Linked DNA regions of Homo sapiens: region 2 is linked to region 1. A link is a loop called in an ENCODE intact Hi-C map of the cell type or tissue named here. Cell type or tissue: endothelial cell of umbilical vein. All regions are shown on one strand. Each heading gives the region's core, and the rest is flanking DNA. Links, peaks and the distances in the headings are about the cores only.

The links. A loop is a pair of places that touch in the nucleus more often than their neighbours do. Peaks named below come from ENCODE experiments on the same cell type or tissue, not always from the same donor. Only the 100,000 strongest peaks of a DNase experiment are listed, where the experiment ranks them.
Region 2: it touches region 1 in a loop (3-fold over the local background); 3 of 110 quality-filtered maps call a loop at or near these places.

The regions. Positions count from the first base shown.
Region 1 is chr12:24,849,894-24,856,208 of GRCh38, reverse strand. BCAT1 (branched chain amino acid transaminase 1) reads left to right here. Exons shown (of 11, transcript NM_005504.7): 6 at 6,260-6,315. Among named protein-coding and RNA genes, the nearest start is that of BCAT1-AS1, 33 kb to the right of the region's middle. In endothelial cell of umbilical vein, for the core only: no CTCF peak of the experiment used is centred there; DNase peaks (open chromatin) are centred at 998, 2,418, 4,088, 5,508 and 1 weaker place; H3K27ac peaks cover 4,492 bases.
Region 2 is chr12:24,957,010-24,963,324 of GRCh38, reverse strand. It overlaps BCAT1-DT (BCAT1 divergent transcript), which reads right to left. Exons shown (of 3, transcript NR_199054.1): 2 at 3,153-3,271. Among named protein-coding and RNA genes, the nearest start is that of BCAT1-DT, 11 kb to the right of the region's middle. In endothelial cell of umbilical vein, for the core only: a CTCF peak has its summit at 2,904 (motif pointing left); a DNase peak (open chromatin) is centred at 2,894; H3K27me3 peaks cover 172 bases.

The DNA of each region.
Region 1 (6,315 bases), core at 539-5,538:
GGGTTTTACAGTGGGAGAAAGGAGGGTGTTTATTTGCAGGTCAAGAAGCAAACAGAATCAGGGAGCTCATGCTTAAGACCTGAACTCCACAGTGGCTTACATGTAAGGTGCAGAGGTTACAGGCAAAGGCATCAATCAACACATGGAAGCCATATATTGGTTTGGCCTAAAAAGGTGGGATATCCTGAAGTAGGGGCTTACAGGTTACAGGTAAATCCAAATATTTTCTGATTTGCACATTGTTTAAGGAAGGGGATATTTGTCTAAAGATGGGATCAGCAGGCCAGGTGTGGTGGCTCATGCTTGTAACCTCAGCACTTTGAAAGGCTGAAGAAGGAGGGTAACTTGAGGCCAGGATTTCAAGACCAGCCTAGTCAACATGGCAAGACTCTGTCTCTAAAAAAAATAAAAAAGAAAAAAAGAAAAAGAAAAAAAATAAAGATGGAATCAGCAGAAAGGAATGTTAGGTCTGGCCCATGGGCGGACTTCCTCCAGACTTCTCAGAAAGAAATTTAAGACAAAGAATGGTGCCAGGCGTGGTAGTTCACGCCTGTAATCCCAGCACTTTGGGAGGCTGAGGAGGGTGGATCACTTGAGGTCAGGGATTTGAGACCAGCCTGGCCAACATGGTGAAACCCCATCTCTACTAAAAATACAAAAACTAGCCGGGTGTGGTGGTGCACGCCTGTAATCCCAGCTCCTCAGGAGGCTGAGGCAGGAGAATCGCTTGAACCTGGGAGGTGGAGGTTGCAGTGAGCCAAGATTGCGCCACTGCACTCCACCCTGGGCAAGAGAGCGAGACTTGAGACTCCATCTAAAAAAACAAAATGGAAAACAAAGAATGGTGATAATTCAGTCCTCAATTCCTTTTCTTTTTTTTTTCTTTCTTTTTTTTTTTTTTTAACTGCTCCTGCGGAGCAGGGCTACCTCATAGCCAGTATGTCCAGAGTTGTCTCAGTTCCCTCGTTATCTGTGGTCTGGAGGATCCATATGATGGTGATCCAGGTTCTGAAAAACAACTCTGGAACATCTGTTAAGATGTTATCTTTAGTTTCTATAGGAAACCAAACATCTTCTGACTCTGACCTCCTTGGTGATTATTTTAAGCTACTGTTTCCCTTTTTGCTTATCGAGTTGCTCATTTACTTCTCAAGGCTAGCAGGATGACTGGACTTTCTCTTGAAGGAACTCAAGCTGTTCCTTTATTTTTATGCTCAGGGGCGGGGGGCACTCAGCAGGTCCCTAAGAGGTATCCCCGCTGTGTCTCACTATGGGTGAAGGCTCAGCGGGAAGAAAGCTAGATACCAGTTGGAACTCTCTTAAAGTAAGGAGATCTTGGGTACTTTATTAATATTTTTTTCAAGCTTTGGTAAAGTATGAAATAACTCTGGATTAAGAGGAGAAGAACTAGAACTTAATAACCATGACATTTGGGCAAATTGTTTGAAGCCTCAGTTTCCTCAACCTAAAAATAGGAATTATAACTTTTTGAATTGTTCTGTTGTATGAGATAATGACAGTGAAATATTTTGGAGCCAAAAAGCAATGCATACTATTGGGGGTTATTATTATTTTTTGATCTTTCAGCAAGCCAGCTATAGTAGCTTTTCCTATATAAACACAGTATGAATTCAGTGCCCTCGCTTTCCTGACCCTCACAGCATTCAAGCCCTGTATGGACCGCTGAGCTCTCCCTTGAAGCACCCCTTAGTCCAGTATTCTTTACTATTTTCCCCTTTAACAATTTAAACTTCTTTCAAAACAACTGGCAGTAGTTTTTTAAAAAAGAAAACAGGCTACTCTTCAAATTAAAAAAAAAATTGTCTTGCTTTAGGAAAAATGTTCTTCTGTCTTTTCCAATTATCTTATTTCTTCTGCCTCTCATCTGCCTTGCCTAGGCAGAATTATTCTCAAGCCTGCACATGCTGCTGTGCCTCTCTGGCTTCTAGGCCAAAACATAGGCTAATAGTACTCTTCTCAGCTCACTGAGCTCTTTCCTGCCGTCATTCAAATCACCTCTGAAATCCTGCCTTTTGATAAAGTAATTTCTGACTGATCAGAGGAAAGTGATGATTTTCTCTGTGACATGTCTTTTTATTTTCCATCACACTCAGTGTCTTGTCCTTCTATGCAACATATCCATGTATTTAAAAACCCTTGTATATGTATTTGCCATGTATTTGTGAGGTATAGCTCGTGAAGTAAAAAAAGTCTTTATTTTTTTAAACACATCATCATTTCAGCTTCAAAGTCAATGTGGTCTCTTGAGAAGTTAAATATGCTGCATTTGAAATTTTATGTTTCTCATTTTTCATGTTTTTTTTTAAAGCCCCTTTTAATTCCTCATGTATTTGAATATTCCAGGAAGCTAGTAGAGTAAAAAGCCAAAGTGTTAAAGTGTTTATAAGGAATGTGACTCATCGAAATTGACTCACACAATTCATCAGCTATTGTCATCCATATGTTCTCATTATTTATGTGGCTTTTGCTTTATTTAATCAGATGACTGAACTTATCATCGTGGGATTTTGCTTGTAGTTGTTTAATATTATATAATAAAATACTCTTGTGTGAAACAAGTTAATTGACTTTTTTTAATTAAAAAAAATTTATGTGAGAGTCAGGAGTTACATGTGCAAGTTTGTTACATGGGTATATGTTGTGATACAAAGATTTTAGCTTCTAAGGATCTCATTGCCCAAGTAGTGAACGTAGTACACTATAGGTAGTATTTCTAAACACTTTTCCCCTCCCCCTCTTTTGGAATCCCTAGTGTTTATTGTTCCCATCTTTGTGTCTATATGTACCTAATGCTTAGCTCTCACTTATAAGTGCGGACGTGTGATATTTTGGTTTTCTGTTTCTGTGTTAATTCATTTAGGATAGAGAGACTCCAGCTGCAGCTGTGTTGCTACAAATGACATGAGTTCATTCTTTTTTATGGCTGCATAGTATTCCATGGTTTATATGTATCACATTTTCTTTATTCAGTCCACCATTGATGGTCACCTGGGTTGATTCCATGTCTTTGTTGTTGTGGACAGGGCTGTGATAAACATATGAGTGCAGTTACCTTTTTTTGTATAACAGTTCATAATAAAATACTCTTAACAGTAGCACAGAATTTAGATTGCTTTTCAGGCTAGAAGGGATAATTGAAACATAGAAAAAAATAATGACTCCTAAGCATAGAAACAGACCCAATCATAAAGCTCTCTTCCTCTCTTTCTGCCTAGTGTTAGATCTTATTCATTGTCTTAAAGCACTGTGACCATTTTCAGTGAAATCACAGTTTTATTCATGAAAAGACAATGAATTGGTGTAAGTAATCATTTGAGGATGAAGGTGACTAGTCTGTGATCAACACCAGTACTTGAAGTACTTGTAAAACATGAATTGACCTTGGTTAAATTGCAGAAAATAAAGTATTAGTATACATAAACACATTTTCTCTCAGCATTGAAAAGTTATAGTCTATAATTTACCTGCTTGCTAAGAATAAAAATATTACTTAGAGGTTTATCAAGACCTTTTTTCTACAAATGGATTTAATGTACAGAATTATTCCATTTTCTATCTGTGCTCTGTATACTACCACCTAGTGGAATAAAATGCAAATTTACCTGTCAAAATCAGGAGAAGAAAATGAACCAGGGGAAATTTATTTCAGGAAAAAATTTTCATAACACGTTATTGTTACTTCTTTTAGTATAATGTAGTTTGCATAAAATACATTAGTTTGGAGTGAAAAAAGTCCCAGCCATTTTTGTGATAGCTATTAAAATGCTATTAGTTTGTCCACAAATAAGCTATTCTATTCAGAAACTTAGAAGCTAGGTAAATTATTGAGATGATGCCAGCATATTATATCTCTAAATTATGTTAAGAAGCTTCTCTAAATTCCTCATCACTAGGGTGTATTAGTCCATTTTCACACTGCTATAAAGAACTACCTGAGACTGGGTAATTTATGAAGAAAAGAGGTTTAATTGACTCACAGTTCTGCAGGCTTAACAGGAAGCATGACTGGGAGACCTCAGGAAACATACAGTGGAAGAAGGTGAAAGGGAAGCAAGGACCTTCTCATGGCAGCAGGAGAGGGAGAGCACAGGGGAAGTGCCACACACTTTTAAACCATCAGATCTCAGGAGAACTCACTCACTCTCACAAGCACAGCAGGGAGGAAATTCACCCCCACGATCCTATCATCTCACACTGGGCCCCTCCTCCAATTTGACATGAGATATGGGCAGGGACACAAATCCAAACCGTATCATAGGATTTGTTAAAAAAATCTAACATGTTCTGCTTCAAGGCACCCATGAAATGAAGGTGTCATTTCTTAACTGAGAGGTTAAATAAAAGTGCAGAGATAAGATGGTTAAGTTTTATCGTAGCTGGGAAGAAAAGCGGGTGTGTGTATTATGCTTAGGTTTTTCCTCCCAAACAATGAAACCCAAAAAGGCAAATGAAGCTTTAAGGCGCTTTATCCTTTACTGGTAGGATGGTCCTCCTTTAATCTTCAGTCTCTGTTAAAGAACAAACACAAGCTAACAATCAAAACCTGTTGTTGCTTGCTGACGGATTTCTCTAACATAGTCTTCCATCAACCATCATAGGTTTGTTGTGGCCACCCAGGCCCTTTGGTCGTCATGTTCCCATGGAATGCTAATGAAATTACCTTCCCATTTCCTAAGGTGACATGCCTTTCAGATGGCATTGGTGTGTGCTTGTGTAAACACATTTTTTTGTGCTCATGAATATTTTACCTGCCTGATTTTGGTGATCTGAGTGTTGAGCAGTGGGTGAGGGATGGTGGGGCAATGGGTAGTAAGGGGAAGTTTAATTGAAGTTCAGATAAAAATATCCCTCCAGAAACATTACAAAGCCACAAAATCAGCTGAAGTTGAGTCTTCTATTGTAAAGATTCTCTTTCTTCTCCTGACAGATCCCCATTCCTATCCAGGTAGACCAGGCTCTAGTGAAGATTGGACACAAGTGGTTTATATCCCGAAGCTCTTAACCTAAGAGTCCTGCCTTGTTTTTTTACTTCATGTGGTCTTATATTGCTGAGGATAGCCCAGTGATCATTTCTACCTTAATATGTAGCCTTCAAAACGTTGGGTCTCTCAGTTTTCTTCCTTAATAAACAATGAACCCTAATTATTTATAACTGCTCTTGTGATGGAGGAATTGGCATGATTTTGCATTGTGGGCTTCTGGCTTTACAGTGTTTGTGGGAAAGATGGTCTTCTATCTTTGTTATTTATAAGTCATTCATTCCCTGTTTTTTTGAAGATATTGTTAAATAAAAAAACTTCAGCTGAATTAAATTTAAAAGTTTTTAATTGAGCAAAGAACCATTCTCAATTCGGGCAGCCTTCCCATCCAGAGTAGTCCCTGTGACTTCAGTGCAGCCACATGGTGGAAGAGGATTTATGGACAGAGGAAGGAAAGTGACATACAGGAAACAGAAAAGAGATTCAGAAACAGCTGAATTGGTTATAACTCAGCGTTTGCCTTATTTGAACATGGTTTGAACAGTTGGCCACGTTTGATTGGCCAAAACTCAGTAATTGGCACAAGAGTAGGCTACCATCTGTTTATAATGTCCACTTAGGTTATAGTTCATGATGTGCAAAGAAACCTTTAAGCTGAGCTTAAAATGTAATGAGGCAGCTGTAGGCTAAACTTGATTTAACAGTACTTATCCCTCTGTTGAAATTGCACTCTTGCTACCTGCTAGTTGATGTGGGCAGGTGTGCTAATGACACATTCGCCTGCACCTACCACCTGCTGAAGACCCTGCCATGTCCTGAAGCAGTCACTTAGGCTATGAAACAGAAGGATGAGTTAGAGAAGTAAATATTATATTTTACCCCCCAAAGCCTAAAACCATGTCTAGGTTCTCCCCTTTCTCAATTCCCAATCATGCAACCTTGAAAGGTGTTATATAGATAGTTGTTAGAAATATGTCTGTCCTCCAAAACCCTACTAACACGCAAAAATGGACAAATCTAGCTTTTTTGCTAAAATCCTAACAACTCAGAAAGCAAAGCAAAATGAAATGTATGTACTCCATTCTCAGGATTTCCTTCTTAAAAACCACTAGGCTTTGTGTAACTCAATTTTAAAAGTATGGTAATAGCTCCTGTAATTCGATGGCTTCTTCTGGGAGACAGATATAAATCTATTCTAGACTTTAAGACTGGTGTCCACATTTTAAGTTACAGTTGTATGTACTTCTACTTTGTTGCAGCCTTCTCTTGGAGTCAAGAAGCCTACCAAAGCCCTGCTCTTTGTACTCTTGAGCCC
Region 2 (6,315 bases), core at 567-5,566, 110 kb before region 1:
AGCTTGACTTTTCCCTTTAGCTTAGTGATTTTGGGGTCCCAAGATTTATTTGCCTTTCACAGTGTCTGTTATATTGTCTTTGATTTGACATTACCATGAGGCTTGCAAATAGTACTTACAACCCATTATCTTAAACTGATGACAACTTAATACTGATTGCATAAACAAACAAGCAAAGAGAAAGCAAATAAAAGCTCTACACTTTAACTTCATTCCTCCACTTTTTAACTTTTTGTTGTTTCTGTTTATGTATTATTTTACTGTCCATGTCTTGAAAAGTTGTAGTTATTTTTTTGATTGGCTCATCTTTTAGTCTTTCTACTCAAGATATGAGTATTTTATACAGCACAATTACAGTTTTATAATATTCTGTTTCTCTGTGTACTTACTATTACCAGTGAGTTTTGTGCCTTCAGATGATTTCTTATTGCTCATTAACATCCTCTTCTTTCAAACTGAAGAACTCCCTTTAATATTTCTTATAGGATAGGTCTACTGTTGATGAAATTCCTCAGCTTTTCTTTGTCTAGGGAAGTCTTTATTTCTCCTTCATGTGTGTAGTATTTTTTGATGAATTCTGCTATTAAGAGACTGTAATTCATTCTTCAGTATATCAATTGCATTTTTCAGCTCCAGAATTTCTGCTTGATTCTTAACTATTTCAATCTCTTTGTTAAATTTATCAGATAGTATTCTGAATTCCTTCTCTGTGCTATCTTGAATTTTGTTGAGTTTCCTCAAAGCAGCGATTTTGAATTCTTTGTCTGAAAGGTCACATATCTCTGTGTCTCCAGAGATATGTGCCTTATTTAATTCATTTGGTGGATTCATGTTTTCCTGGATGGTCTTGATGCTTGTGGAGCTTATTGATGTGTGGGCATTCATGAAATTAGGTATTTATTTTATTTATTGTAGTTGTTGCAGTCTGGGCGTGTTTGTACCTGCCCTTCTTGGGAAAGCTTTCCAGGTATTCAAAGAGAGTTAGGTGTTGGGATCTAAGTTTTTGTTTACTGCAGACTTATCTGCATTAGGGGGCATCCCAAGCCCAATAACACTATGGCTCTTGCAGACTCAAGAGGTACTGCCTTGGTGGTTTTGCATAAGATCTGCAAGAATTCTCTGGATTACCAGAAGGAGCCCTTGTTCTTTTCCCTTACTTTCTTTGAAACAAATGGAGTCTCTCTCTCTGTGCTGAGCCGCCTGGAGCTGGGGGAGAGGTGACATAAGCACCCCTGTGGCCACCACCACTGGGACTGTGCTGGGTCAGACCTGAAGCCAGCACAGCACTGGGTCTTACTCAAGTCCCACTGTAACCACTGCCTGGTGACAGCCTATGTTTGTTCAAGACCCCAGGGTTCTACAATCAAGAGGTGGTGAAGCCAGCTGGGCTTGTGTCCTGTGTTATCTTGAATTTTGTTCAAGAGTGACTAGCTCTCCAGATTCCAGGCATGACTAGAGATGCCCTCTGGGAGCCAGGTCCTAGAGTTGGAAACCTTAGGAATTTACCTGGTGATCTATTCTACTGTGGCTGAACTGACACCCAAACTGCAAGGCAAAGACCTTCTCACTCTTTTCTCCCCTTTCTACAAGCAGAGGAGTCTCTCCCCATGACCACCACCACCCCAGGCCTATGGCAAATACTGTCTGGCTACCATCGATGTTCACTCAAGGCCCAAGGGTTCTTCTGTCAGCTTTTGGTGATGTTGGCAGTTCTGAGTCTGTTCCTTCAGGGAAGCGGGCTCCCCTCTGGCCCAGGGCAGGTCCAGAAATACTGTCTAAAAGCCAAAACCTGGAATCAGAGACCCCAAGAGTCTAGTTGGTACTCTACCCCACTGTGGCCAAGCTGGTACCTAAGCTATAAGACAAAGTCTCCTTTACTCTTCCCTCTCCTTTTCTCAAACAGAAGGAGTCTCTCCCTGTAGCCACCACAGATGGGAATGTGCTGGGTCATATCTGAAGCCATCACATCTCTGAGTCTCACTCAAAGCCTATGGCAAGTATTGCCTGGGTACCACTGCTGATTATTTAGGGCCCAAGACTTCTTTTTTTTTTTTTTTCCCCAAGACAGAGTCTTGCTCTGTCACCCAGGCTGGAGTGCAATGGCGTGATCTTGGCTCACTGCAACCTCCACCTCCTGGGTTCAAGCAATTCTCCTGCCTCAGCCTCCCGAGGAGCTGGGATTACAGGCGTCCGCCACCATGCCCAGCTAATTTTTTGTATTTTCGGTAGAGACAGGGTTTTACCATGTTGGCCAGGCTGGTCTTGAACTCCTGACCTCGTGATCCACCCGCCTCAGCCTCCCAAAGTGCTGGGATTACAGGCGTGAGCCACTGCACCTGGCCTGGCCCAAGGAGGGTTCTTTAGTCAGCAGGTGTTGAATTCTTCTAGGACTGGGCCCTTCCCTTTGAGGTTGTGAGTTCCTTTCTGGCCCAGAGTGTGCTTAAAATGTCTTCTGGGAGCTAGGGCCTGGAATGGGGCCATCAAGACTCTGCCTATCCTATTGTAGTGCCCAATCCTATGGTAGCTGAGCTGGTATCCACGTTGCAAGACAAAGCCCTCTTTACTCTTCCCTCTCCTCTCCTCAAGCCTGAAGGAAGGGGTCTCTCCCAGAGCTGCAAGCTGTGCTGCCTAGGGTTAGGGGAGTGGTGGCACAAGCACTTGCTTGGCTGCCCTGGCTGGTTTCTCACTAGGTCACATGCTCCTTAAGTCCACTAGCTCTGAGCCCAGCACAGCACCAGGACTTGCCCAGGAATTACAGTCCTTGTGGCCTAGACCACCTTTCACATTTATTTAGGACCCCAGAACACTTTAACCTATTGTGGTGAGGCTTGCTAGAACTCAGGTTCCAACCACTGGGGTGGGTGATTCATCTTTGGCTAAGGCTGATCTAAATGCTCCCTCTGCTGGTGCTGGCTGAGTTTTGCCCAGTGTTGCTTTCTGCTGACAGGGCAGCACTGAGTTCCAACGCAAAGTCCCACAGTCACTGTGCTCTTCCTCCCCTAAGCATATAGAATCTCTCTCCATGCCATATGGCCTCTGACAAGGGATGAGGAAAGGGTGGTATTGGCAATTCAAGACCATCTTTCTTTCTTACCCTCTTCAGTGCCTCTTTCAGTGATGTGAAATTAAAACCAAGTACTGTGATTACTCACCTGATTTTTGGTTCTTACGAAGGTGCTTCTTTGTGTGGATAGTTGTTCAATTTGGTGTTCCAGTGGGGAGGACAATTAGTGGAGGCTTCTATTGAGCCGTCTTGCTCTGCCTCTTCCTCCTGAAGGATAATGTTTTAATGAAAAATTTAGAGATACAGTAATTCTGGGAGATGAAAAGATCTAGTTCGGTTGTGTTAAACTTTGGTATGCACAATAATATATCAGTATCTCAGGTGGTTACTAAAATGCAGATGTTTGTGTTTTACTCCTATACCTTACTCCCCAGTAATTATGAATCAGTAGATCTTGGGTGGGACCTGGGGGAGAGCATCTTTAGCAGAAGTCAAGGGTATAACTATGGAAACGAATGGTTTATGTAGAGTAGAAATAAAGATCATCCAGATTCTAGGTGTTGGTCCTCACTTGAAGACCTAAGATAATGGCAAGGTTCTGGATAGAGAGGAAACTTGTGAACCAAATAAGGAAACCTTCATCTTTTTAAAAGAGAGAGCCTAAGTAGGTAATAAATAATAGTGTGGAGAGGACATAAAAGAGAGTGACTTGAACCTAATTCAGTATGCTCTAAGCATTATCTTTAGAACCATCAGTACATTTGATTTGGGTAAAGGGAAGAGTATTTGGGCAATGGTGATTGAGTGAAAAGTGTTTTATTTTGTAGAAAAAAAATCTCATAGAATAATTTTAAAAAGCATTATGATCGAAGATGATAATAAGAGCTTATATTTATTGAACATTTACTATGTGCGAGGCACTATTTTGATTACTTCATGCATATTAAGTCTTAATACTCATGAAAACCATGGGCTTTATTTTCCCCATTTTACAGATAAGGAAAATAAGGCTAAGATAGGTTAATATGTCAAAATGTCGTGAGGATACCAGTTAGGTAGCTAATGTCTGGGCCGGGCGCAGTGGCTCACCCCTGTAATCCCAGCACTTTGGGAGGTCGAAGCGGGTGGATTGCCTGAGGTCAGGAGTTCAAGATCAGCCTCGCCAACATGGTGAAACCCTGTCTCTGCTAAAAATACAAAAATTAGCCAGGCATGGTAGCGGGCACCTATATTCCCAGCTACTCGGGAGGCTGAGGCAGGAGAATTGCTTGAACCCAGGAGGTGGAAGTTGCAGTGAGCTGAGATTGCGCCACTGCACTCCAGCCTTGGCAACAGAGCAAGACTTCGTCTTTAAAAAAAAAAAAAAAAAGAAGCTAATGGCTGAAGGAGAGATGACAGAAGTTTGAAATAAGATATTCTAATGAGTGTGAAGAGCGAAAGACAAATTTAAGAAATTATAAAGGGGAATCTTTGTAATAATAAAGGGACATTATAAATGATCAGATTTGAAGAGAGTTCAGGAAAGGTAGGATCTAATGTTGACTGACTGTTGTTTGGGATACTGGTTTAATAGTGTTGTTATTAAGAAAGCTAGAAGGCCGGGCCTGGTGGCTCATGCCTATAATCCCAGCACTTTGGAAGGCTGAGGCCAGCAGATCACCTTAGGTCAGGAGTTTGAGACCAGCCTGGTGAAACCTCATCTCTACAAAAAAATACAAAAATCAGCCGGGCATGGTGGCGTGCACCTGTAATCCTAGCTATTAGGGAGGCTGAGGCAGGAGAATTGCTTGAACCCAGGAGGCGGACATTGCAGTGAGCTGAGATTGCGCCACTGCACTCCAGCTTGGGCAACAGAGCAAGGCTCTATCTCAAAAAAAAAAAAAACAACAAAACAAAGAAAATTCAAAAAGAGTCTACCAAGCATGCAACACATAGTAGCAAGACACACACACACATACAAACACACATGCACACACACAGAGAAGGATTTAAGAGTAAATATAAGTTAATTATATATACGATAAAAGTCTACTGAGTTATACATGCCTTTGGGTCAGACATGTGGAAATGTACATTAGTCAGAATTATGAGTAGAGTGCTCTTGAAGCAGGTGACACTGGAGTATGTGTGTTATTGAAGCCAAGAAATGCTTCTGGTGATAGTAATAAAATATTCCACCAGAAGTGGCAAAGCAGTAAAGATTAATTATGTCATATAACAAAACTTTTGAAGGTAGGCAACTCCAGGTTTGGCAAAGTGGCTCAGTGATGTCCCCAACAGTCCAGTCTCTTTCTTTTTTCTTTGCCATCCTCAATATTTGGTTTTTGGTCTTGGGCTTGCCACTCATGGTTGCAGGATGGTTGGTGGCAGCATTCTGAAACATTTATCTGTATACAACATTTAAAACAAGAAGAGAATGGGGTGAGAAACAAAGAATAGAATTGTGATTGCCAGGGCTGGGGGAAGGGGAAAATGTTGCTAATCAATGGCAACAGATATAAAATTTCTATTATGCAAGATGAGTAAGTTCTAGAGATCTGCTGTATAACATTGTACGTATAAATAACAGTACTGAATTGTGCACTTAAAAATCTGTTAAGAGGGGCCAGGCACGGTGGTTCACACCTATAATCCCAGCATTTAGCGAGCCTGAGGTGGGAGGGTCACTTTAGCCCAGGAGTTCAAGACAAGCCTGGGCAACAAAGTAAGACCCTGTCTCCACAAAAAATACAAAAGTTAGCTGAGTGTGGGGGTGCACGCCTTTAGTCCTAGCTACTTGGGAAGCTGGGGCTGAAGGATCACTTGATCCCAGGAGTTCAAGGCTGCAGTGAGCCATGCCACGACACTGCACTCCACCCTGGGTGACAGAGCAAGACCTTGTCTAAAGAAAAAACAAAACAAAACAAAACAAAAACCTCGGGCGCGGTGGCTCACGCCTGTAATCCCAGTAATCCCAGCACTTTGGGAAGCTGAGGCTGGTGGATCACCTGAGGTTGGGAGTTCAAGACCAGCCTGGCCAACATGGAGAAACCCTGTCTCTACTAAAAAATACAAAATTAGCTGGGGATGGTGGCGCATGCCTGTAATTCCAGCTACTTGGGAGGCTGAGGCAGGAGAATCGCTTGAATCCGGGAGGCGGAGGTTGCGGTGAGCCAAGATCACGCCATTGCAGCCTGGGCAAAAAGAGCAAAACTCTGTCTCAAAAGAAAAAAAAACATCTGTTAAGAGGATAGAGCTGTTAAGCATACTTACTAAAATAAAATTAAGAAGAAGGCAGAAAGCAGAAAAAGAGAGGGAGGAGGAAGTGGAGG